Linked DNA regions of Homo sapiens: all the other regions are linked to region 2. A link is a loop called in an ENCODE intact Hi-C map of the cell type or tissue named here. Cell type or tissue: IMR-90. All regions are shown on one strand. Each heading gives the region's core, and the rest is flanking DNA. Links, peaks and the distances in the headings are about the cores only.

Region 1 (8,328 bases), core at 54-8,053, 110 kb after region 2:
TTACAATTTCTTGTTGGAACCCTAAGAATAGTTGAAATGACTCACAGATTTTTAACTCCAGCCTTCACTTCTCCCTTGGGCTCTATACACACGTCTGTTTATCTACCTGATGTCTCTTCTTCTGTATCACAAATATCTTGGATGCTTCTTTCAATCTATTCTCCACAGAGCAGTCAAATTATTTTGAAAATATAAGTGAAGTCACATTATTTTCTTCTAAAACCCCTTTTGTCATTTCCCATTACATACAAATTCCTAATTATGGTCACAATAACCTGTTTGATCTGGCCCCTCCCTACCTCTCCAACCTCATGTCTTACCATTTTTTTCCTTTTCCTGTGACACTCCAACCCAGAAACTGCCTTTCATTTCTTTGCTAATTTATCTCTGCTCTCAGGCTTTCATGCATGCTGTGCCCTTGCCTGGACCCCTCCTACCTTTTCTCATGGCTGGCTCCTTCTCAACCATCACATCTCAAAGATCTAACTACCCTATTTAAGTAGGTCTCCCTCCAACACCCCACCTGCCCCCCCACCACCAATAATATCCAAAGTTATTCTCTTCTGTTGTGTCCAGTTTCCCCCATAATACTTAAGTTTAAATTATGTATATATTAGTTATATGTATATATGATATTTGTTTTCTTATTAACTATTTTCCCTACCACCACAAGATAAACTCCAGAAGGGCGAGAACCATGTGTTTTCTTTGCCACTATACGTGTAGCATCCATTTCAATACCTCAGGTGAGCTGGGTAGAGTGACACGTACATGTAGTTCCAGCTGAGCCGGGAGGATTGCTTGAGCCCAGGAGTTAAGGAACAGCCTGGGCAATGTAGCAAGACCCCATCACTAAAATAAATTAATTAAAATTTAAAAATAAAAACCAGGTTGGGTGTGGTACCTCAAGTCTGTAATCCCAGCACTTTGGGAGGCCAAGGCAGGCAGATCACTTGAGGTCAGGAGTTTGAGACCAGCCTGGCCAACATGGTGAAACCCTGTCTCTACTAAAAAATACAAAAAAATTCGCCAGGTGTGGTGGTGCATGTCTATAGTCTGAGGCTTAGGCAGGAAAATCACTTGAACCTGGGAGGCAGTATCTGCAGTGAGCCCAGTTCGTGCTGCTGCACTCCAGCCTGGGTGACAGAGCAAGAGTCAGTCGAGGCAGGATAATCACTTGAACCTGGGAGGCAGAGGCTGCAGTAAGCCCAGATCGTGCTGCTGCACTCCACCCTGGGTGACAGAGCAAGTCTGTCTCAAACAAACAAAACCACCAATGCCTGAGGTGAATGAATGATTTAATGAGTGAATGAAATGCCAGAAAGATGATTTTTAGAATCATCTTTGTCCCAAATTATGACTGTAGGCAGATTATTGTCAAGGGGTAGCCTTAGTAATGTGCATGAAAGTGTGTCCGGAATTTATTCCTTCCGGTGGGTTCCTGGTCTCACTGACTTCAAGAATGAAACCATGGACCCTTGCAGTGAGTGTTACAGCTCTTAAAGATGGTGTGTCTGGAGTTTGTTCCTTCAGATGTTCAGATGTGTCCAGAATTTCTTCCTTCCAGTGGGTTTGTGGTCTTGCTGACTTCAGGAGTGAAGCCGCAGACTTTTACAGTGAGTGTTACAGCTCTTAAAGGTGGTGTGTCCGCAGTTTGTTCCTCCTGGTGGGTTCATGGTCTCGCTCACTTCAGGAATGAAGCTGCAGACCCCCACAGTGAGTGTTACAGCTCATAAAGGTAGTGTGGACCCAAACAGTGAGCAGCAGCAAGAGTTATTGTTAAGAGTGAAAGAACAAACCTTCCGCAGTGTAGAAGGGGGGGCCGAGCAGGTTGCTGCTGCTGGATTGGGTGCCAGCTTTTATTCCCTTATTTGGCCCCGCCCACATCCTGCTGATTGGTCCATTTTACAGAGCACTGATTGGTCCATTTTACAGAATGCTGATTGGTCCATTTTACAGAGTGCTGATGGTGCGTTTACAATCCTTTAGACACAGAGTGCTTTAGACATAGAGTGCTGATTGGTGTGTTTACAATCCTTCTTAGCTAGACACAGAATGCTGATTGGTGCGTTTTTACAGAGTGCTGACTGGTGCATTTACAATCCTTTAGCTAGACACAGAGCGCTGATTAGTGCATTTACAATCCTTTAGCTAGACACAAAAATTCTCCAAGTCCCCACCCAACCCAGAAGCCCAGCTGGCTTCACCTCTCAAAAGTACAAAAGAGAAGCAAACTAAAATCAGTCAGTGAAATATGATGTGACTAATACCGTTCTAGTGATTGAATACTTGAGAACCAGCAAGAATATGTAACACTAATAGATACAGCTAATACTTGTAAAAAAGATGCTGACTGAAATCTAAAATAGGGTACAAGTGCATGAAGTACCTCAACTTCTAAACAGCTGCCAACATTTGGGGTCAGATACCCACTCCTTCACCCAAGGATAAAAGTTGGACAAAAAGGGATCTACCATAGCCAAAACCTCCAACTCTCTACCCTCAGACCACATAAGTTCAACACTTGGCAAGAGGAAAAACACCTGACAGAATCACTGAAGCCAGGTTCCTGGGGTGTACTATGGTTTTTCCTTTCCTTTTTATGCCTCACCCTATCCCAAGTGAACAAGACTCCAACAGAATCAGCTAGGTGACTATGAGGGAGGGAGAGTGGCATCTCATTCACTATCAAACTTGCTGATATTGCCTTGTACCTACATGAAACAGGAAAAGAGTTGGAGAAATAGCTGGCCAGGGAGTGGGCTGAAATAAAGCAATCTGCAACATCTACCATGTGGTATAGCAAGGATACCGAGGATGTGTAAGTTTCTCATGGGTCAATCGATGCTGCGTAGAAAATGCTGTCCAGGTTTGAACTATCTTGATCCTGAAGGGGGAAAGAAATTCTAGCAGCAAGAGGCTGGATTTACTTCTGGGAGAGGAAACTAAGAGAGTTAGCAGAGATAGAGCTAAGACTGCTCCATCGCCTGTGTTGATCGAGGGACTGTGCAGTTGGGAAGCTGTTTCAGAGTTTCTAGGAGAACTCAATGTGCCCCATTAAAGAGTGAACATTTGGATGCAGTATTCATTGTACAGTTAAGGAAAATTTATCCCTTTCATCCCTATTCTCTCTCCCAGTCCCCAACACTAGAGGGATAGGCCCTGAAAGTGTTACTGATAGAGGGTCTTGACTGCAAGGTGTCCAAGTTCTTTGCGTTTTGAACTAAGAATTGGACAAAACGCCCCGCAAAGAAAGAATAAAGCAACTAAAGAACGAAAGCAGGGATTTATTGAAAATGAAAGTACACTTCACAGTGTGGGAGCCGGCGTGAGTAGTGGCTCAGAATCTTCTCCGGTCCAAATACCCGCTAGAGGCTTCCCATTGGCCACTTCATTTCATGAAGTGGTGGCTTGCAATTGGTCTGAGTGGTTGCCAAAAGCAAGCAATCAGAGGCTAAGGTGAAGTTACAAAGTTGCAAACGAACTCTCAGCCAGCAAGCAGTGTGATTGGTTGCAGACAGCCAATTTCCCATCTGCCACGCACAGAAGGTGGGGGTTTGCAAAGTAGCCTCTGGTCCTTTTGTTACTTAGGCATGGCAAGTTAGGGTTTTCCTTTAAATCTGGCTCTAAGAAGTTGGAGTGAAACAGCCTTAGGTTCCCTGCCTCCAGACCTTATTCTCCTGCCTCAAAAGGAGAGGGAAAAACTGGTTAAAAACCCCACCTTTCATCTTCAGAGTTGCTTAAGTCACGAGTTCAGCCAGAGAATGTTTGCTTGGAACTGACACTGGAGTGTTCAACTAGACAGACTTAATAACCCACACTGTGGGATGGGTAAAAGAAGTTGCTCAGGTTGTCTTTAAAGGATTTGCTGTGTAGTGCTTCTCGAATTTTAATGTGCGTGTCACCTGGAGATCTCATTAAAATGAAAATTATGATTCAGTTAGTCTGGGATGGGGCCAGAGATTCTGCATTTCTAACAAGCTCCTTAGGAATGCTGCTGATTCTAGGACCACATTTACCACATTTTGACAAAAAAGGCACTATAGAGAAGGGAGATTCAATAGAGCACACTTGGCAAAAATAGACAAAAATATTAGGATAAAATATCAATTTTTATAGATCAAAAAATGACTGAATATTGGCAATTAAAAAAACTAACTTTGTACCCCATTGAATATTCATTCAGTAAAATGGGGAACAATATTACATATTAAATAATTTCTGCATATCCTGACAAATATTTTTACCCTAGTCAAATGAGAATGTATACATGAAGCACTGTATGGAAGTAGTAGTGACCTGTGTTGGTAGGCATCAATCAGTCCTTGCTAAAAGAATGTGTGTGTGCACTTTGCTAAAGAGCGGGGCTGAAATCACAAGCAGTCAGTTCTAACATGATATAATTTTATTATTTTTACAAATGTCAAAGTCTCCAGAACTGTTTGTGGGTAAAAACTTACTGCCACCTGGTGGATCTGAGTTAAGACAAAGGGAAATAGATATCTTTTTTAAGCTCTCCTAAATACTATTATTATTTCCTTTGTTCTTTTAACTTTAAAAAGAAAACAAATATGTATTTACTTTTTAAAAGACTACATTTGGGGGAATTTCTGCATTTGGTTTCAATTGGAGGGGAAAATAATGTATATGAATGTTATTTTGATAAATATGGTTATATGCATTAGATGTTATATGCATTATAGGCATTAGAGTTACATTGTAACTTTAGAAGATGGCTCTTCCTTTCATTTCCACGGCTGTTTTTATCCTGAATAGTAACTTATCCATCCATTTCTGGAAGGTTCAGGAATTGGATAAATAAAACTAGATAATTACCTGAAGTGTGTGTAATGCTGTAATAAAGACCACTGTGTGTGACCTCTCTGAACTTTCCTCCATCTAGTCCCAAGATGTATCTCAGAAGAATTTTCCTAATCCTTCCCAGAATTAGATCAATTGATTTCACCTGGTGAAATAAATTCTCATTACCTTACTCAAATGTGTATTTAACTTTCCTTCCACTTCATGATTCTCTGTAGCCTCTAAGATCCCTAAACCCCCACCAATAGCAAGAAAGAGCCTTTTCTTGACTCAATGTTCAACTGCCTCAATTCTCACCAATTTATTTTTGTAATCTAGGCATTTAAACCTAGTCTAGATTCTCTTACAAATATCAGTGAACATCCATAATGAGAATTATGGATCATGAATACAAACAAAGTAGAAAAAAATCTGTTACTGAACTATTATATGCTGGATTTACCAACCTTTCCTCTAAAAGTGATGTTCATTATTATGCCAAGACGAAACATCCTATAGGCCTTCTGCAGTGTACTAATGTATATTTTCTCATGATGAATTCTTCTGTGATTACTGTTAAAATATAAGTCATCCTACAATATATTTTTCTCACCTCTGCTCAGGATTTAGAAACTTACATGGTGTAGTGTTCTAATGATTCTATACTTTAACTATTAATGAGAATACTTAGTAATTTTCTAACTTAATAGTAACTACTCAGAACGATAATAATGAATAGAGATGTTTTTTATGTACTTTTCAGAATCTATTAATTGCATTATGCTATTAAGTGGTTAATGTTTTAATAGGTAAGGGATTCCAAAGAAAAAGCATTATGGCCATAAATTTAAAACTTTTTACTTAAGTCTCTAGATTTTAAAATGTGTTGACTTAAATAAAATTTCATGGTTTTCTTACATTGCTTTAATTTGTAGTTCTCTTTGGAAGTGAGTAAGCAAGAAAGGTCTTGTAACATTTGTGTTTTTGTCCAACATGTGTTAGAAAAAGGATAAACCACAGAAAAATACCAAAGGCTTAACACAAATTCTGTTTTTTTGTTTTGTTTTGTTTTGTTTTGAGATGGAGTTACGCTCTTGTTGCCCAGGCTAGAGTGCAATGACGTGATATCGGCTCACCACAACCTCTGCCTCCTGGGTTCAAGCGATTCTTCTGCCTCAGTCTCCCAAATAGCTGGGATTATAGGCACGTGCCAAGACACCCAGCTAATTTTTGTATTTTTAGTAGAGACGGGGGTTTCTCCATGTTGGTCAGGCTGGTCTTGAACTCCCGACCTCAGGTGATCTGCCCGCTTTGGCCTCCCAAAGTGCTGGGATTACAGGCGTGAGTCACGACGCCTGGCCGCCAAATACTATTTTTTTCAGAGGCAATGAATATTCTGAAATGCCTGGAAATTTTTAAAATGACATATATGCCATAATTCTAATATAAAAATGAAAATAAAATAAATCTATTTATGACTTTTCTGATCCCTAATATAAAAGCAGTCATAAGTAAAACATTCAGTACACATATACTAAAAGCTATTTATTGAATATTTCTCTCTATTTGGTATCATTATCACTGTTGGAGCTATCACTGTCATCATGAATAGAAGTGTTTCTAATTGAAGATACCATCATATCTACCATGTCTTTTCTGGGGTTTTCTTCCAAATCAGTCTGTATTGCTCCAACTTCTGCTAGCTTCCATTCAAGTTCTGTAATAAATAACCCATCATTCAGTTAAAAATCTTGAAAAAATGAATAATTTTTCATCTATATGAAACAAGAGTTGACTCTTAGTAATATTACCATGGAAATGATGATATATTTATTTATAGGTTTTTTTTTCTTTTTTGAGACAGAGTCTCCCTCTGTCACCCAGGCTAGAGTGCAGTGGCACAATCTTGGCTCACTGCAACCTCCACCTCCCAGGTTCAAGTGATTCTCATGCCTCAGCCTCCTGAGTAGCTGCAATTACAGGTGCACGCCACCACACCCAGCTAAGTTTTGTTATTTTTTTAAGTAGAGTCAGGGTTTCACCATGTTGGCCAGGCTGGTCTCGAACTCCTGACCTCAAGTGATCCCCCTACCTTGGCCTCCCAAAGTGCTGGGATTACAGGCGTGAGCCACCACGCCCAGCCTGATGATATCTTTAGAACCGGGTGACAGTAAAAGTGCTACAATATCAAAATACACATTGGATACAGCAAAGTTATACTGAAAGGGAGAAATTATGGTTAAACTGGGTCTTAGTCTGTTTTGTGATAACAGAATACCTGTGACTTGAGTAATTTATAAAGAACAGAGATTTATTTCTTATACTTCCGGAGGCTGGGAAGTACATGGTTGAGGGGCCTGCATCAGGTGAGGGCCTTCTTGCTGAAGTTATCCCATGGCAGAATTCAAGTGAGTTAGAGAAGGTGAGTGAGAGAGAGCAAGACAGGGCTGAACTCACTTTTAAAACAAACCCATTCTCATGACAACAACTCCATTTCTGCAATAATGACATTAATCCATTCATGAGGGCAGAGACCTCATGACCTAATCACCTCTTAAGGTCCCACTTCTCAACACTGTTTTACTGGGGATTACTAATTTTGGGGGACACATTCAAATCATACCATTCCACCCCAGCCCCCAAAATTCATGTCCTCTCACATGCAAAAGACATACATTCTATCCCAGTAGCCCCCAAAGTCTCAACTTGTTCCAACATCAACTCAAAGGTCCAGAGTCTCATCTAAATCAGATATAGGTAAGACTCAAGACACAATTTATACTGAGGCACATTTCCCTCCAGCTGTGAGCCTATAAAATTAAACAAGTTGGCCGAGCGTGGTGGCTCACACCTGTAATCGCAGCACTTCGAAAGGCTGAGGAGGGCGGATCACCTGAGGTAAGGAGTTCAAGACCAGCCTGGCCAACATTGTGAAACTCCATCTCTACTAAAAATACAAAAAAAAAAAAAAAAAAAATTAGCTGGGCGTGGTGGCAGGCACCTGTAATCCCAGCTACTCAGGAGGCTGAGGCAGGAGAATCGCTTGAACCCAGGAGGCAGAGGTTGTAGTGGGCCGAGATCGAGATCGCGCCATTGCACTCCAGTTGGGCAACAGTGCAAGACTCCGTCTCAAAAAAAAAAAAAAAAGAATGAAGTGAAATTTTAATAAATGGTGTTGAAACAATTGCATTTTCTTACAGAAAAAAAGTAGACACATTCCTGATATGGTTTGGCTATGTCCTCACCCTAATCTCACCTTGAACAATAGTTCTTATAATCCCCACGTGTTGTGGGTGGGAGGTAATTGAATTATGGGGGTTGTTACCTCCATGCTGTTCTCTTGATACTGAGTGAGTTCTCATAAGATCTGATGGTTTTATAAGGGGCTTTTTCCCCACTTCACTTAGCTCTCATTCTTCTCCTTCCTGCTGCCATGTGAAGAAGAACACGTTTGCTTCCCATTCTGCCATGATTGTAAGTTTGCTGAAGCCTCCCCAGCCATGCTGAACTGTGAGTCAATTAAACCTC
Region 2 (8,328 bases), core at 109-8,108:
TCCCTCTGCCCAGAATGCCTCCCTAGACTCCATGCCACACCCACATCCAAAGCCAAGCTCAAGTCTTGAAGAGTCAGGGCAAGTATCTCTGCCTTGGTGAAGCTTTCCTGACCACACCTTTATTCACCTGCTTGCCTCAACCCATGAAACTGCTTACAAAAACAAAACAAAACAAAACACAACACAACAAAAAACTGCTCACTTCCTCCTTTCTAAAGACCTCTGAAGTATTCATCACCCCAAACAATACCGATTTATCTTTCTATTGCTTTTACTAGTTTGGTCTTTCCCTTGGGGAAGGAACGATGCCATACTCATCTAGGTAGGCCTTCAAATGTTTGCTAAGATGTGGTTTCTGTCCCCCTCAAAAGATAGATGTTCAGGGAAACTCAACTTAAAACCACAATTAAATATCACCTTACCCAGCCAGACTGGCCATTACTAAAAAGTCAAAAAACAATAATGTTGGCACAGATGTGGTGAAAACACTTACACACTGCTGGTGGGAACGTGAGATTTCTCAAAGAACTAAAAGTAGATCTACCATTTGATCCAGCAATCCCACTACTGGGTATCTACCCAAAGGAAAAGAAGTCACTGTATCAAAAAGACACCTGCATACATATGGCTATCGCAGTACAGTTCACAATTCCAAAGATATGGAATCAACCTAAGTGCCCATCAACCAATGAGTGGAGAAAGAAAATGTGGTATGTATACACCATGGCCTACTACTCAGCCATAAAAAAAGAAAAAATAATGCATTTTGCAGCAACTTGGATGGAGCTGGAGGCCATTATTCTAAGTGAAGTAACTCAGGAATGGAAAACCAAACACCATATATTCTCACTTGTAAGTGGGAGCTAAGCTATGGGTACAGCAAAGGCATACAGAGTGATATAATAGACTTTGGAGGAGGATGGTGGGGGTGAGGGATAAAAAACTACATATTGGATAGAATGTGCACTACTCAGGTGATCAGTGCACTAAAATAAGTTATAGATGGTTGTTTTTCCAGAGCAGTCCACAAAACCTTCCTGTAATATATGCTTAAGCACTCAAGCACTGAAATGAAGACACCAAGGTCTGTGTTCAGAGTTCCCTTCCTCATCACCTTAACTAGCTATAGATCCCTTGGCTAATTACTGAAAACTCACTTTTTTCTTATCTGGGAAATAAAAGGAGGCCCTCACATACATTTTCTTTTAATAAATGACTATTTGAGATAATATATTTTGAGCATTTAACAAACTTAAAAAAGGTAAGCTACCCTAACCACTGTTACTACATGGAAATTCTCTAGCATCTATATTGAAAAGACAAAAGCTTCACAGTGACACAGAGCCTGTCATAAACCTTTTCTAACAGTGTGCTGCAGAATTTGTATTCTATAATATTTTGTAGCATATTTTTGGACAAGAAAAAAAATTTGTTGTTACCCTTTAATTATGAAGTCTTTAAACAATGAATACATTCAGTGTTTTTATTTCAAATTTAAGAACATTGGCTGCAGTGAGCATCTCATTAAAATCACATTAAAAAATTTGATTAAGAAATCAAATTATTGTTTTCTAATCAATCGGTTTACAATTTTAAAAATAACAAATGAAATATGACAACTACCTTATCTGCCTGTCCTGAGTGAATGTAGTTACTGCAGCACTCTGGGTGCTGTTTTGTGGCATACTAGATGGAATCTGGACCATGCTTCCGGCTGCAGGCTGAGAAATCACCATAGTGTTATACAGTGGGGCTGTAAGAGTGCTCTGTGTCTGACTGGGTAGAGATGTTTGCTGACTGTGCCCACTCAGTACATTTTGTTGACTCTGTTAAAAATAAAGAGATTTTATAGACAGATTAACTGAAAATAATTATTTGGGAAGTATGCTAGAATTCATCATTCTAACAATATGACAATATGACAGAGAAAGAAGTGGCAGGATATATTACTCTGGGGGAAATATAACCACAAAGGAATGACTCGTGGTAACTGAGAATGAATTAGTCTTGAATATCTTGCTGGAAGGCAAGCTATGACTTTAGAAAGGAGTGTGATTGTAATAGAGATGATATAAAATATACTCAAAGAATTTCTGTTAAATGCCCAAAGTGAATGACTAATTAGTGGGCATTTTTCTATTTTTCATTTAAATCCTTGGGATTTACAGTCACAGATCTACAGTAATTACCAACATTTTCTGGAATATTCAATAAACCATTATGCCCCCTCCCCCAACAGTCTATTCTGCACATATGGGAACAGGCTTCCTGGTCAGCCTCTTGAGCAAGTCATACCTTTTAAACACAGAAATAGTCTAAGTTACAAGAACTTGGTATAACTACTAGACTACATCTTTAAACAGATTGTGACATATTTTAAAGCTCAGCCAGGCGCAGTGGCTCACACCTGTAATCCCAGCACTTTGGGAGGCTGAGGTGGGCGATCACCTGAGGTCAGGAGTTTGAGATCAGCCAGGCCAACATGGTGAAACCCCATCTCTACTAAAAATATGAAAATCAGCCTGGCATGGTGGTGGGTGCCTATAATCCCAGCTACTCGGGAGGTTGGGGCAGGAGAATCGCTTCAACCCAGGAGGCGGAGGTTGCAGTAATCTAAGGTCACGCCATTGCACTCCAGCCTGGGCAACAGGAGCAAAACTCCGTCTCAAAAAAAAAAAAAGAAAAAAAAAAGCTGAAAATATTTGATACTAACATGATTTGCACAAAATATTTTAATAATCACTCTCAATACTATACTTTCTAAATACTATTAAATTTTGAAATGATATTTTATCATTAGAGCTTTATTTCTGCTTCAGCAATAGTGTGCCTTCCAACCACTGATCACTCCATAGCCCGCTGTGCTCAGTAACATTACCTGAGTTGATGTACTCTGTAAAGTCTGTTGTTGTATCATGTGCTGAGTTGTGCCAATGTGTCCAGTATTCATTCCACTTTGAATCTGGTTAGTAGGAACAACTTGGCCTTGCATATTTATAGGTGCAAGTTGCTGGATATTAGATGAATTTCCAGAAGAAAGTTGAACGGAACCAAAATTCAACCCAGGATTTGATTGTTGCAAAAACATCTTTAAAAATAAAGATTATGTTAAAATGAGCTTTGTAGATTGAAAAGAAGAATGAGCATTAAAAAGAAGGCAAAATCAAGCTACAAAGTATGTTTAAAAAGCAAGTAACAAGGCTAAGTCACTTTGAAGAATTAGCAATAAATAAGTAGTGAATAAAATATGAAACTTTATATTCAATCTTTCAGTTATCTTGTTTCCAATTGTTAGAAAAAGTGTAACTAGTGTTAGTCTGTGGATTGACAGCTCTGTATCACTTATCATTTATAATTTATAACATCACACAGAAGTAGTTTTCACTCCAAGTTTCCCTTTACCAAAGTCATAGTCTCCTAGAGTGGTCCTGCTGGTTGGTCATATAAGACTAATTTGAATCATACATACTGGTATCTTAATAAAAATATTACTGATGATTGATTTATAAATTCTGTACCCAAGATGTACCTAAAACTTTATGTAAAATATAATTTTTATATTATGGATTCAAACTTACTAAAATTTGGACTGGTAAAAAAAGATGACTGGAGAAACAAGGATGTTGACAGAAATACCCTCAGAAACAAATTATCTTTAGAGACTGTAAGTATAATCATACTGAGTAGGTAACCAGTGAATATTTATTGAACTGAATTGATAAAACGTATCTCTTGCATCTCACTTTTAATTAAGAAAAGTTAATTTTCCTAGAAATCCAAAATGTGAATGGGATGCTTTGTTTGTATTCAAATATAACAATTACCTGCAGCCCCTGACCATGGACCATCTGAAGTTGTTCTTGAATTTTTCTTAGTTCTTCTTGTTGCCGATGAATATTTGCTTCTATCATGCGTGTCCGTTGTTCCAATTGGTCTTTCAGATGTTGCATGGCTCCTAATTGAGCTGAAAACTGAAACTGAAGTACCATGTACGGAAAAAGTGTAATATATTTTAGAATTACTTACTCCTTATAATTGCACAACATGAAAAGTAAGCAGTATAACATGAGTGAAGGATGATAACATCCTTCACTAGTTATGTCCCTTAGTTTCTAATCCACCCATCTTTGCTCTGCTTTGTAATATTGGACCTGGACCTTCAAAATATTTCTCCTTTGCCAGCAGGCACAAAGTTATCCACATCAGTAGGTGGTGCTGGAGGGACACTGCCAAGAAAGTGCTCAACTCCTGGTTCTGGTGCTTCTTGCTCTTATGTCAGGGTGCCAACGGGAAGCTTTTAATATTTTCTCAACCACGTTTAACATATGATATGGTCTGGTTATTGTTAATTTCTGAAATCAAAGTTGTGTGCCCTGAAATGTAATTTAGTATCCCAAATACAAACTATTGAAGATAGAGTTAAAAAGCTTTGGATGGGAAGGACATTTCTCACTTTTACATACACCTGCCCCGGCAGGTGGCTTTCCAGCAAGTCTCAATGACATCCTAGTGGGCAGCTTCCCTGCAAGCTTTACCAGTACCCCAGCTGATGGCTTCCAGCTCTCTACCTCTAATCTGTGGCATGTCAGTGAACTTCTCTATTATCCAGTTGCTATAGCCACATTTGCCCCAAGAAGATCTGCATCTTAGCCTGGCATGGGGGAAGAGGAGGTTAGGAGCTTGTGGGGAGTCTTCTAAGTATGTTCCTTCCTTGGGTACTCTCCATCTACCTTACAGCTAGTGGTTGCTCTCTGCATCTGCTATTTCTATATTCTTTTTTTTTTTTTTTTTTTTTTTTTTGAGACAGGATCTCACTCTGTCACCCAGGCTGGAAAGCAGTGGTGCGATCATGGCTCTCTACAGCCTTAACTTTCTGGGTTCAAGAGCTCCTCCCATCTCAGCCTCCCCAGTGGCTGGGACTACAGGCATGCACCACCACACCTGGCTAACATAAAAATGTATTTTCTTGTAAAAATAGGGTCTTGCTATGTTGCCCATGCTGGTCTTGAACTCATTGGCTCAAGAAGTCCTCCTACTTCGGCCTTCCAAAGTGCTAAGAATACAGGCATGAGCCACCACACCCAGCTTTATTCCTATATTCTTTAGGTTCTCTTTACTTCTTTTAGGAGTTAATCCGTGTTACCAGTTAATAATTTTTTATATTATTCCTGTTCAAATTTCTGGTATGCTTCTGGCTTCTGACTGGATACTTGACTGATTACACATACACCCTGGATTTACAAGACCTGAGCTCATATTGTGGCTACCACTTACTGGAAAAAAATTTAACTTCTTTTTTTTTTTTTTTTTTTTGAGACAGAGTCACCCAAGCTGGAATGCAGTGGTGTGATCACAGCTTATTGCAGCCTCAACCACCCAGGCTCAAGCAATCCTCCCACTTCAGCCTCTCAAGTGGCTGGGACTACAGGCATATGCCACCATGCCCGGCTAATGTTTTTTTTAAGAGATGGGGTCTCACTATGTTGCCTAGTCTGTTGTAGAACTCCTGAGCTCAGGCAATCCTCCCACAAGCCACCATGCCCAGCCTTATTTAACTTCTTAGCTTCATTTTTACCCCTTAACAAAGGAAAAAGTAGTCTGCACCTGGAGTTAATTTGTATCAATTTCTGTCATCCCTAGAATGCCCTCTATGTGTACATGAGTAGAATTACCCAAAGTTGCAAAAATCTGACAGATAACCAATAATATTTTCACTTTTATCTTCAATGGAAACTATCCTCAGATAAGTATAGAACATGGGCTTTTAAAGACTAGGCAAGTATGAATGAATAAACGCATACATGAATGAAAATAAAATTATATTTTCAATCTTATTTCTCTGTTTTACTTGAGTCATGAGCAGCTCCTATTTTCTTCTGCTTATAATTTACCCACATTTGGTGATTCATCTCTTAAGTCTATACAGGCTCTTTAATTATTCCCATGAATTTTCAGTATATGATACAGTATAAGAGCAGAAAGAGTTTCACTTTATTGGAAGGAAATCTGTCTTAAAGTAGCCTCTTACAGTGAACTGTATGTAAAAGTGAGAAATGTCCTCCCCATCCAAAGCTTTTTAACTCTATCTTCAATAGTTTGTATTTGGGATACTAAATTACATTTCAGGGCACACAACTTTGATTTCAGAAATTAACAATAACCAGACCATATCATATGTTAAACGTGGTTGAGAAAATATTAAAAATTTAGTACCTCAACTCCCTCAAGTTTTTTTTTTTGTTTTTTTTTAAATATTAGTCAAAATGTTATAATTATGGCCGGGCATGGTGGCTCACAGCTGTAATCCCAGGACTTTGGGAGGCCGAGGTGGGCAGAATGCTTGAGTCCAGGAGTTTGAGACCAGCCTGGGCAACATGGCAAAACCCTGTCTCTACTAAAAATATAAAAACTAGCCGGGTGTGGTGGCATGTGCCTGTAGTCCCAGCTACTCGGGAGACTGAGGCGGGATCGCCTGAGCTCAGGAAGCAGAGGTTGCAGTAAGCCGAGATTGCGCCACTGCACTCCAGCCTGGGTGACAGGGTGAGGCGTCGTCTCAAAAAAAAATTAAAAAGTTACATTTATGTCATACAAATGTTATTTTATTATAACTAAAGTTATTTGTACCTTTGGACAAGCATTATATTGATAGCAATATAGCACTTAAAGGATTTCTATCAAGTACAAAAGAAAATAGTAACAAACACAGAAGGTAGGATAACAGGAAGTAAAACCACAGACCTAAGAGGCAAAGCATTTGGCTTTATTGGTGAACAAAATGTGAGACATGAATGCTTACTAACATTTTTGACATAGTAGGTATCCTTTATTTCATGAAAATATCCCCATAACATGTTAAGAAATGCTTTAGAATCCTGAGATTAAAAAACTAATAATATAGAAAGTATGTATCTCCTATCATATATGTATGACTTAAATTAAATAACCATATAAGATGGAGCTATTTTTAAAAATATTGTTTTCACCTATTATTAATGATCATTCCTTGAAATCAAGACCTGCTAAGTTAAGGTATATTTAATGCCAAACAAAACAGAAAAGTTGAAGAAAAATACTACTTCTCCATAGTATTTTTAATGTGTTTGAGGCACTGAATGAGTACAGAGTCATAAATTACAAGTTGGGAAGTTAGGCTCTAAAGTAACAGCATCACTCTTGGAATTACTCCCCCTTTTTTTTGGCTACTTTCCACATTCAGGCCTCCTTCTGGACTTAGGCCAAGAAACAATTCTCCTAGAAAGTTTTCCTTCACTTCCTCAGGTTGCATTAAGGATTCACACAATCTGCTTACATATCAACTTACATACTTTCAGCACAGGCAATATAGCATGGTATTGTAGGCATCTGTCATTCCCTCTAGATGTAATGGTTTTTTAGTTCATATATTTGTACTGTCGGCATCTGCAATGCCTGTTACACACAAAGAACTCAATAAATATCAAAAGAATGAGTATACAAATAAAGTTACTCAATTCTTCCAATATTCATAGGAGGAACAAAATGAACAGCTACATTTCATCCTTAATATCTTTATGTCTACAGTGTTCCTCAATGAGGGAGTGTTATGGCATATTAGGCAGGACAATTCTTTGTTGTGCAAGACTCTTATGCATCCTGAAAGATATTTAGTATTCCTGGACCATGCTCACTAAGGGCCAGTGATACCCCACAATCATTACAACAATCAAAAATGTCCCCAGATATCCTAAATGACCCCAGTTAAGATTCACTGCATCTGTAACTATAATTATATATGTGCGCGCGCGCACGCGCGCGTGTGTGTGTGTGTGTGTGTGTGTGTGTGTGTGTGTGTGTGTGCTCCTACCTCAGCCTCCCAAGTAGCTGTGGCTACAGGTGCTTGCCAGCAAGCCTGGATTTTTAAAAAAATTACATTAGCTTAAAAGCAATTTATCATATTCAAATACGCAACTGAAACAAAAACCAAAAAGTACCTGGGACATGCCTTGTGGAATTGGTAAATTTGTAGCTTGAGACATCACTGGCTGTGTTAATGATGAACCAACAGACTGGGAATTTATGGACTAGAGCAAAATAAAAAATAACACTGAAGTGATTCTCATTCCCATACATGAGTACTTCCAGCAGAAATATCAATATGATATTCGTATTAATAAACTTACCATTTGCCTCATACTTTTGTTAGCTGAATACAGCTATGTCTTCTCATCTATATTGGAAAGGCCTGTTCCCTATTTATCTTTTATTTTCCAAGGAACTTCCTACAGTACCTTGAACAAGCTCTCAATAAAAGTTGGCCAGACTTAAGACAATTGGTATTTGAACTTAGAC
Region 3 (8,328 bases), core at 54-8,053, 290 kb after region 2:
CTGACACTACAAAGAAACCCCCAGTATTCTTCCTTGAGAATCACACCGTTCTCCCAGTGCTGGTCCCAGGCAACCTCTGATCTGTTTTCCATACTATTATTTTGTCACTTGGGGTTAGTTATATAATCAATCATGTGGTATACAACCCTTTGAGACCGGCTGCTGCTGCTTCTTTTTTTTTTTGAGAGAGAGACAGGGTCTTGCTACATTGCCCCAGCTGGACTTAAACTCCTGGGCTTAAGCAATCCTCATGAGTAGCTGGGACTACAGGCATGTGCCACTGCACCCGGCTGTGACTGTCTTTTTAAGCTTGCCTTTAAGATCCAGCCTTCACATTGATTTTTAAAGTTCCAATTAAGCAAAATTTAAAATAAGACCAACACCTTATTATCTAAACATTTGTTTTCCATGTGCTCTATTCAAGAAAATAAAGTGATCAGAATAGTTTTTTTGAAATTAAAAATAAAGAGAGAATGGTGACATGCAATTTGGAATGAATTGCACAGTTAATAATTTAACTTTTTTGGAGGTGATTAAGAAGAAACAGCTTTGGCAAGTTGAAGCATCATATTCTGACTTCCCTACAAACTATGATATTAGGATCCTTGGGACCATAAGCATTTTAGTCCATGGCTCAAAATGGCTATTGCTATTTTAGGAGAGCAGACTAAAGTTTTCGAGATAAAATTTGCATTAAGAATCAGTTTCACAGAACCCAGAGCTTGATCAAATGCTGATTACCACAATATTTCTCTATCTGTAACTGGCACTATCTATGAAAAGCAGCAGATTTTCATAACCATTTCCATCACTAATAAAGTGGCGCATTTGCAAAGTTTCTATTAAGATACGTTTATTCTCTCAGAATTTTATAGCCTTGGATTTTAAGAATTTAATGTAAAACCCACATGAAGCTAAATGTTAACAAAACAGTCAATTCTTCCTAACAGAAGAAGCATTTGTGGCTGTATAAGTTTGAAGAATAAAAAGTAATTCAGATAAATGGACTTTCTAAAGGACTCGTTTTGGCATAAAAACAGTTTCAGAAAGATGGTATATAAAGTTATGTCCAGAAACTGTAGAGTTGGTATTTAAATAAATATTAATAGGAAAGTTCTGCTAAGCCACTGCAGGAACATGTATCCTAATGGGTGTGCCCAGCTGGCAGCTTTCCAGTTGTACAGCCTCATATGACTCACTGCGTTGGGGCCTTTGGCCTGGACTACCTGCTCCAAATGCACACAAATACAGAGCTTCTTACTCGGTCTCCCCTGGAACACCTCACCTCACCTTTCAGACTTCCTATTACAGCTGTGGCAATGCTGCCTTAGGTGGACTCCTGCCTGGAAAGAAACAGGTTTTATGGTGGTGCAATGCCCCAGGTGGCATGCTTGCTGATCTTCAAGCTGTACTAGCAGAGACCAGCAGTCTCTATCTGGACAGACAGACCACTTCCCAGCTCCACTTTAAAAATCACAGCCTTTCTGCTTTTGTTCAAAAGTCAAAAAATGACAGATGTTGGCAGGGCTGTGGAGAAAAGGGAACACTTATACTCAATGTGAATATATTGGTGGAATGTAAATTAGTTTAGCCACTGTGGAAAGCAGTTTAGAGATTTCTCAAAGAAGAGTTGAATGACCATTCAACCCAGCAATCCCATTACCAAGTATATACCCAAAGGAAAATAAATCATTCTACCAAAAAGACCCGCACCTGTATATTCATTGCAGCGCTATTCACAATAGCAAGGCCAGGCACAGTGGCTCACACCTGTAATTCCAGTGTTTTTAGAGGTCAAGGCAGAAGGATCCCTTGAGGCCACGAGTTCAAGAACAGTCTGGGAAACATAGTGAAACCCTTTCTTTACAAAAAATAACTTAAATAAAATTAACTGGGCATGGTGGCATGTGCATGTAGTCCCAGCTACTTAAGAAGCCGAGGCAGGAGTATTGCTTGCGCCCAGGAGCTTGAGGTGCAGCAAGCTATGATCACACCACAGAACTCCAGCCTGGGTAACAGAGCAAGACCCGGTCAGTCACTCTTTTTAGATCATACTCTTTTTGAAAAACAAAAAAACAACAAATATAGAGACAATAGCAAAGACATGGAATCAACCTTAATGCCCATCATTGGTGGATTTACTAAAGGAAATGTGGCACATATACACCATGGAAAATTATGCAGCCATAAAAAAGAATGAAATTTTATAATTTGCAGCAACATAGATGCAACTGGAGGCCATTATCCTAAATGAACTAACACAGAAATGGAAAACCAAATACCATGTGTTCTCACATATAAGTGGGAGCTAAACATTGGGTATATATGAACATAAAGATAGGAACAATAGATACTGGGGACAACAAGAGTGGGGAGGGAGGAAGGGGGGCAATGGTTGAAAAACTACCTATTGGATACTCTGCTCACCACCTAGGTAACACATTCAACCATACTCCAAACCTCAGCATCATGCCATACACCTTTGCAACAAACCTACACATATACCCTCTGAATCTAAAATAAAAGCTGGAAAAAAATCACAGCCTTTCTGAACATGTGCAGGTGGCAAAGAGATACTATGCACAGTGCAGCTGAACAGCTCTTTTCTGAAGCATCAGGCCCGGTGATTTGGAGGCAGGGTAACATTTGGGGGTTGGGGAATGGCTAACCCAGCAGCAGGAAGGGGGATTTTGTTAGGTCAAGGGGAGTGGTGGACATACCCAGTTGTCAGGGATAGCCATTCAAGAAGGTGGGCAGGCAACTAGCCCCAAAGAGGTACAAAAAAACACATCAGGTGGTTATCCCAGCAGTGCATGGGCCGACAGGGAACTGAAAGTAACAAGATGGTAGAGATCCAGCCAGTGGTCAGCATCAGGAAGATTTGGAAGCAGATTACCAAGGTAGGCGTAAAGTTGAGGGGAACGCAGCAGCATCCCTGTTACTGGCACTGGGGTACAATTTTGAGTTAGAGCACAGGAATAAGGTAAGGAAGGGAAAGGAAAAGGTACTGAAATTGATAGGCAGCCTACTAACCTAGGTGCTTTAAGCATATGATCTTATTTAATTCCCACAACAACCATGCAAAGTAGGAATTAGCCTTATTATATAGGAGAGAAAAGTGAAGTTCAAAGAGAAATGAATTTTGCCAAAATAACACACTTAAGAAGGGGGGCAGTCAGAATTTGAACTTAGGACCAGCTGACTCCAAAGATACCATTGCTGTATTCCCATTGTCATTTGTCCTCATTATTTTTTAGTGCCAAATCTTTGAGAACACAGCCCCCAATGCATATTTCCCATTGTGTCATTTATGTTTTCCCCTTTAAATTACATTGTATCATAAATTAGAGACTTTAAAAATTGGTCTAAATTCACTTCCAGTGCCTATGGGAGGGAAATAAGGGTCAGACCTCTCTGCAAATGATGTGTGGAGGCAGTCAAGAGGAAATCAGTGGGTTGGATGAACAAGCTTCTGCAGGGTCCCCTGAGGATGAAGATGAACCAAAAGCAGCAACCAAAACTTGGAGTATAGGGCTAGAGTGTGTTTGGTGAGGCCAGGTTGGATCCAGAAAACTAGACTCCTCCCATGAACTTTTCACAGTATTCCACAGCATTTCACAGACACACAGTGGGGGCCGACGGCTCCAATGGAGCCAGTGTCAGTCCTAAGGAACTTCAAGGAGGATATGTAAACATATAGATTTTTTTGGTCCAAATATTTATTGCAATTCTCTTGATTTTTAAAATTGTATACTTTATATCCAAGAAAATAAAAAATAATTTAAACAGCAATCTCTAGTTTTCCTCCTAAATGTCATCTTTCAAATACAAATCTTGTATGTTTTTATACAGTATAAATATTTTCAAATAAAGGGTGGTTGGCCATGTATCTTTTCCACCTTCGATAATAGGTGGAAGGTGTAGTAAATGTAATTTTTAAAATTAAAGACTGAAGTTTATTTGGTATTTCAGAGCACCACCTGGTGGATTAATTAACGATAACAGTCCAAAACAAAAATGAATCTTAAAACTGGCTCCGAAATAAGAAGTATTGGAACCCTTATGAGGCTCACTTCTTCTATTCTTTTCCCTCTCCTTTAGTTCTCTTTTTCCCCTTCTCTCTCTCTTTCTCTCACTCTTTTCATTTCCTACCTAGTCATTTCCTCCCTCCTATTTTGTTTATACCTTAGAACTTGTCCACATCATCTACTGGTATTGATGAGTCCTCAGAGTGGGTAAGGAGCTCACTTACTTATGCTTGGTTTAATAAGATCTACAAGGTCTCTAAATTTCAAGTAGAAAGGCAAATATAGAGTTGCAAAATTCAGTTGTCTTTCAGAGACTGAATCTTTTTACCTAAGGATGGGCCTGTATTTCCCCAAGGTGGAGTTTTTGTTTGTTTGTATGTCTGTTGTACACACAACATTCATTCCAATAGAACCCCTCTTTCCTATTTTATTTGTAAATAATGCCTAAAATTGACTAATTTTCAGTGTTTTTGCCTGTTGTTCTGAGTAAGCTACCCAATAGCTTTTGAAAGAGAGGCAAGCTGGTTTACTGCAACCTTCTTAAAGGTATCTGATCTCACATGACCCACATGTAATATGAATGAATGGAACAGGAAAGATATAAGACACTAGGGAGTGGGGAGACTGAGGACCTGGAGACCTCAAAGCTTGTCTATGGGGGTACACATTATTCTGATCCAGCTGCTGCTTTTAGTTTTTTAAAGAGAAGCCAAAAACTTGATTTTTATTTTTATGAAGATCCTTAAGTATTTAAATGTTAGCAAATTTTCAAAACATACCTGCAGACCAGAAATGGCGCATGGGCCAACCTCTGATTTAAAGTGGTGGGAAACATCAAAAAAGCAATACACCATGATCAAGTGGGTTTCATCCCAGGGATGCAGGGATGGTTTGACATATGCAAGTCAATAAATGTGGTACATCACATACGCAGAATTAAAAACAAAAACCATATTATCATCTCAATAGACACAGGAAAAACAATAAAATCCAGCAGCCCATTATGAGAAAAATTCTCAACAAACTAGGCATAGAAGGGACTTAATTCAGAATAATAAAAGCTATATATGACAAACCCACAGCCAACATCATACTGAATGGGGAAAAGTTGAAAGCATTCCACACTGAGAACTGGAACAAGACAAGATGCCCATTTTCACCACTTCTATTTAACACAGTACTAGAAGTCCTAGCCAGAGCAATCAGGCAAGAGAAAGAAATAAAGAATATCCAAATTGGAAAAGAGGGAGTCCAACTATCACTGTTTGCCAATGATATACCTACAAAACCCTAAAGACTGCTCAAAAAGACTCCCAGATTTGATCAATGAATTTGGTAAAGTCTCAGGTTACAAAATCAGTGTACACAAATCAGTAGCACTTCTATACACTAACAATAACCAAGCTGAGAATCAAATCAAGAACTCAAAATTAGCCAGGCATGGTGGTGCGTGCCTGTAATCCCAGTTATTCGGGAGGCTGAGGCAGGAGAATAGCTTGAACCCAGGAGGCAGAGGTTCAGTGAGCCGAGACTGCGCCACTGCACTCCAGCCTGGGTGACAGAGTGAGACTCCATCTCAAAAACAAAACAAAAAAACCAATAAACTCAATTCCTTTTACAACAGCTGCAAGAAAAGTAAAATACCTAGGAATATACTTAGTCAAGGAGGTAAACAATCTCTACAAGGGGAACTACGAAACACTGCTGAACGAAATAACAGATGATACAAACAAATGGAAAAATATCCCATGCTCATGGATTGGAATAATTAATGTTGTGAAAATCACCATACTGCCCAAAGCAATCTATAGATCTGATACAATTCCCATCAAATTACCAACATTATTTTTTCACAGAATTAGAGAAGACAATCCTAAAATTGATATGGAACCAAAAAAGAGCCCGCATACCCAAAGAAATCCTAAACAAAAAGAGCAAATCTGGAGGCATCTCATTACCAGACTTCAAATTATACTCCAAGGCTACAGTTACCAAAACAACATAATAGTGGTATAAAAATAGGCACATAGGCCAATGGAACAGAATAGAGAACATAGAAATAAAGCCAAATACTTACAGCCAACTGATCTTCGACAAAGCAAACAAAAACATAAATTGGGGAAAGAATACCCTATTCAACAAATGGTGCTGGGGCAATTGGCAAGCCACATGTAGAAGAATGAAACTGGATCCCCATTTCTCACCTTAAATAAAAATCAACTCAAGATGGATGAAAGACTTAATCTAAACCTGAAACCATAAAAATTCTAGAAGATAACATTGGAAAAACTGTTTCGGGCATTGGTCTAGGCAAAGAATTCATGGCTAAAACCCCAAAAGTAAATGCAACAAAAACAAAAATAAATAAATGGGATCTAATTAAACTAAAAAGCTTCTGCACAGTAAATGAAATAGTTATCAAAGGAAACAGATAACGCACAGAATGGGAGAAAATATTGCAAGCTATGCATCTGACAAAGGACTTGTATCCATAACCTACAAGGAACTCAAAGAAATCAGCAAGAAAAAAATAATCTATCAAAAAGTGGGCAAATGATATGAGTAGATATTTCTCAAAAGAAAAGGGGGTATACAAATGGCCAAGAAACATATGAAAAAGTACTTAACATCACTAATAATCAGGGAAATGCAAATTAAAACCACAATGAGATACCACCTTAATCCTGCAAGAATGGCCATTATTAAAAAGTCAAAAAACAATAGATGTTGGCATGGATGTGGTGAAAAGGGAATGCTTATACATGGCTGGTGGGAATGTAAATTAGTACAATCTCTATGGAAAACAGTGTGGAGATTCCTTAAAGAACTAAAAGTAGATCTACCATTCAATCCAGCAATCCCACTACTGAATATCTACCCAAAGGACAAGAAGTCATTATATGAAAGACACATGCATACATATGTTTATTACAGCACAATTCACAATTGCAAAGATACGAAACCAACCTAAGTGTCCATTGACTGATTAGTGGATGAAGAAAATATGGCATCTATATATACACCCACGGAATACTCTTCAGCCATAAAAAGGAACAAAATAATGTCTTTTGCAGCAACTATTAATCGTGCCTGTAATCCATTTTTCTAAGTGAAGTAACTCAGTAATAGAAAACTAAATACCGTATGTTCTTGATTGTAAGTGGAAGATGAGCTGTGAGTATGCAAAGGCATACAAAGTGATGTAATGAACTTTGGATATAGTAGGAGGAGGGTGGGAGTGGAGTGAGGGATAAAGAAAAACTACACATGGGTACAATGTACACTACTTGGGTGACAAGCGCACTAAAATCTCAGAATTCACTACTACATAATTCATCCATGTAACCAAAAACCACTTGGACCCCAAAAGTTATTGAAATAAAAATATATTTAAAAAATAATAAAGTGGTAGGAATATAGACAACTCACTGGATGATACAACATGAGTAAAGAATAAGTCTGAGGATAAAATCCACTCTGTTCTCTGAACAAACGACTTTTATTATTCCCAAGGATCTCTATCGCCTCTCACACTCTGAATCCACATTATCTACCCCCATTCTTGACATAATCACATCACAGGATCATATAAAATTGAGATATCCTGGCAGTGACCTTTTATCCATGAGAATGACGTTTGTCTTGAAATAATCTGAGGTTCAGATTTTGGCTCCAATGAGAAGCTGCTGAGCAAAGCTAAGAAAAGCAGTTATAGAGTTTATAGGCTTCAGATGTGTACTGTCAGATTAATCCATATTTAAGTTTAAAATGTGTAAGTTAAATATTTGGATTCTAATTTTGACCATTTATAAAACCTACTCATTTATACACCCTAGTGGGGCAACCAGAAGCACTTTACTGCTAACTGATTTAGGAAAGATGTTGATGGAATTAAGACAGTCAAAGAGAAAAAAATTAATTTCCTTACAGTTCTTTGGGAAACAGTACATGGGGTTTTGTTTGTTTCTACTTTTTGTTTGGCATGAAAAAAACTCATAGAGTGTGATGTTTTAGTAACAAATTTCATGGCAAAAATGATTTGAAGGAGAGGAAGGAATTAGGAATATTTTGTTATTATAAAGTACTTGCCATTAAGTGGTATAGTGTTGAGAGAGTGGGCTTGGATTACCTGCAAATGTACATTACAAACTCTAGGGCAACTACTAGAAACAAGTTTAAAAATATATAATTGACATGCTAAGAAAGGAGAGAAAATGGAATCATAACACACTCAATTAAAAACCACAAAAGGCAGAAAAAGTTTGGAGAACAAAAATAGAAACTAAGATCAAGGGCAACA

The links. Hi-C counts contacts between places; a loop is a spot of excess contacts. Peaks named below come from ENCODE experiments on the same cell type or tissue, not always from the same donor. Only the 100,000 strongest peaks of a DNase experiment are listed, where the experiment ranks them.
Region 1: a loop joins it to region 2, with 5 times the contacts of the local background. A loop is called at or near these places in 44 of 110 quality-filtered maps.
Region 3: a loop joins it to region 2, with 4 times the contacts of the local background. A loop is called at or near these places in 17 of 110 quality-filtered maps.

What each region holds. Positions count from the first base shown.
Region 1 is chr4:55,550,195-55,558,522 of GRCh38, forward strand. PDCL2 (phosducin like 2) reads right to left here. Exons shown (of 6, transcript NM_152401.3): 6 at 6,325-6,517. The coding sequence ends at 6,363. Among named protein-coding and RNA genes, the nearest start is that of CLOCK, 7.4 kb to the left of the region's middle. In IMR-90, for the core only: a CTCF peak has its summit at 4,468 (motif pointing left); a DNase peak (open chromatin) is centred at 4,457.
Region 2 is chr4:55,440,809-55,449,136 of GRCh38, forward strand. It overlaps CLOCK (clock circadian regulator), which reads right to left. Exons shown (of 23, transcript NM_004898.4): 18 at 7,971-8,060; 19 at 3,825-3,977; 20 at 2,879-3,088; 21 at 1,624-1,826. It also overlaps a transcript of TMEM165 not described here. Among named protein-coding and RNA genes, the nearest start is that of TMEM165, 49 kb to the left of the region's middle. RefSeq lists a silencer at 6,974-7,268. In IMR-90, for the core only: a CTCF peak has its summit at 4,204; a DNase peak (open chromatin) is centred at 5,273; H3K27ac peaks cover 438 bases.
Region 3 is chr4:55,732,840-55,741,167 of GRCh38, forward strand. No RefSeq gene overlaps it. Among named protein-coding and RNA genes, the nearest start is that of EXOC1L, 83 kb to the right of the region's middle. RefSeq lists a cis regulatory region at 1,023-1,388. In IMR-90, for the core only: a CTCF peak has its summit at 3,986 (motif pointing left); no DNase peak of the experiment used is centred there; H3K27me3 peaks cover 652 bases.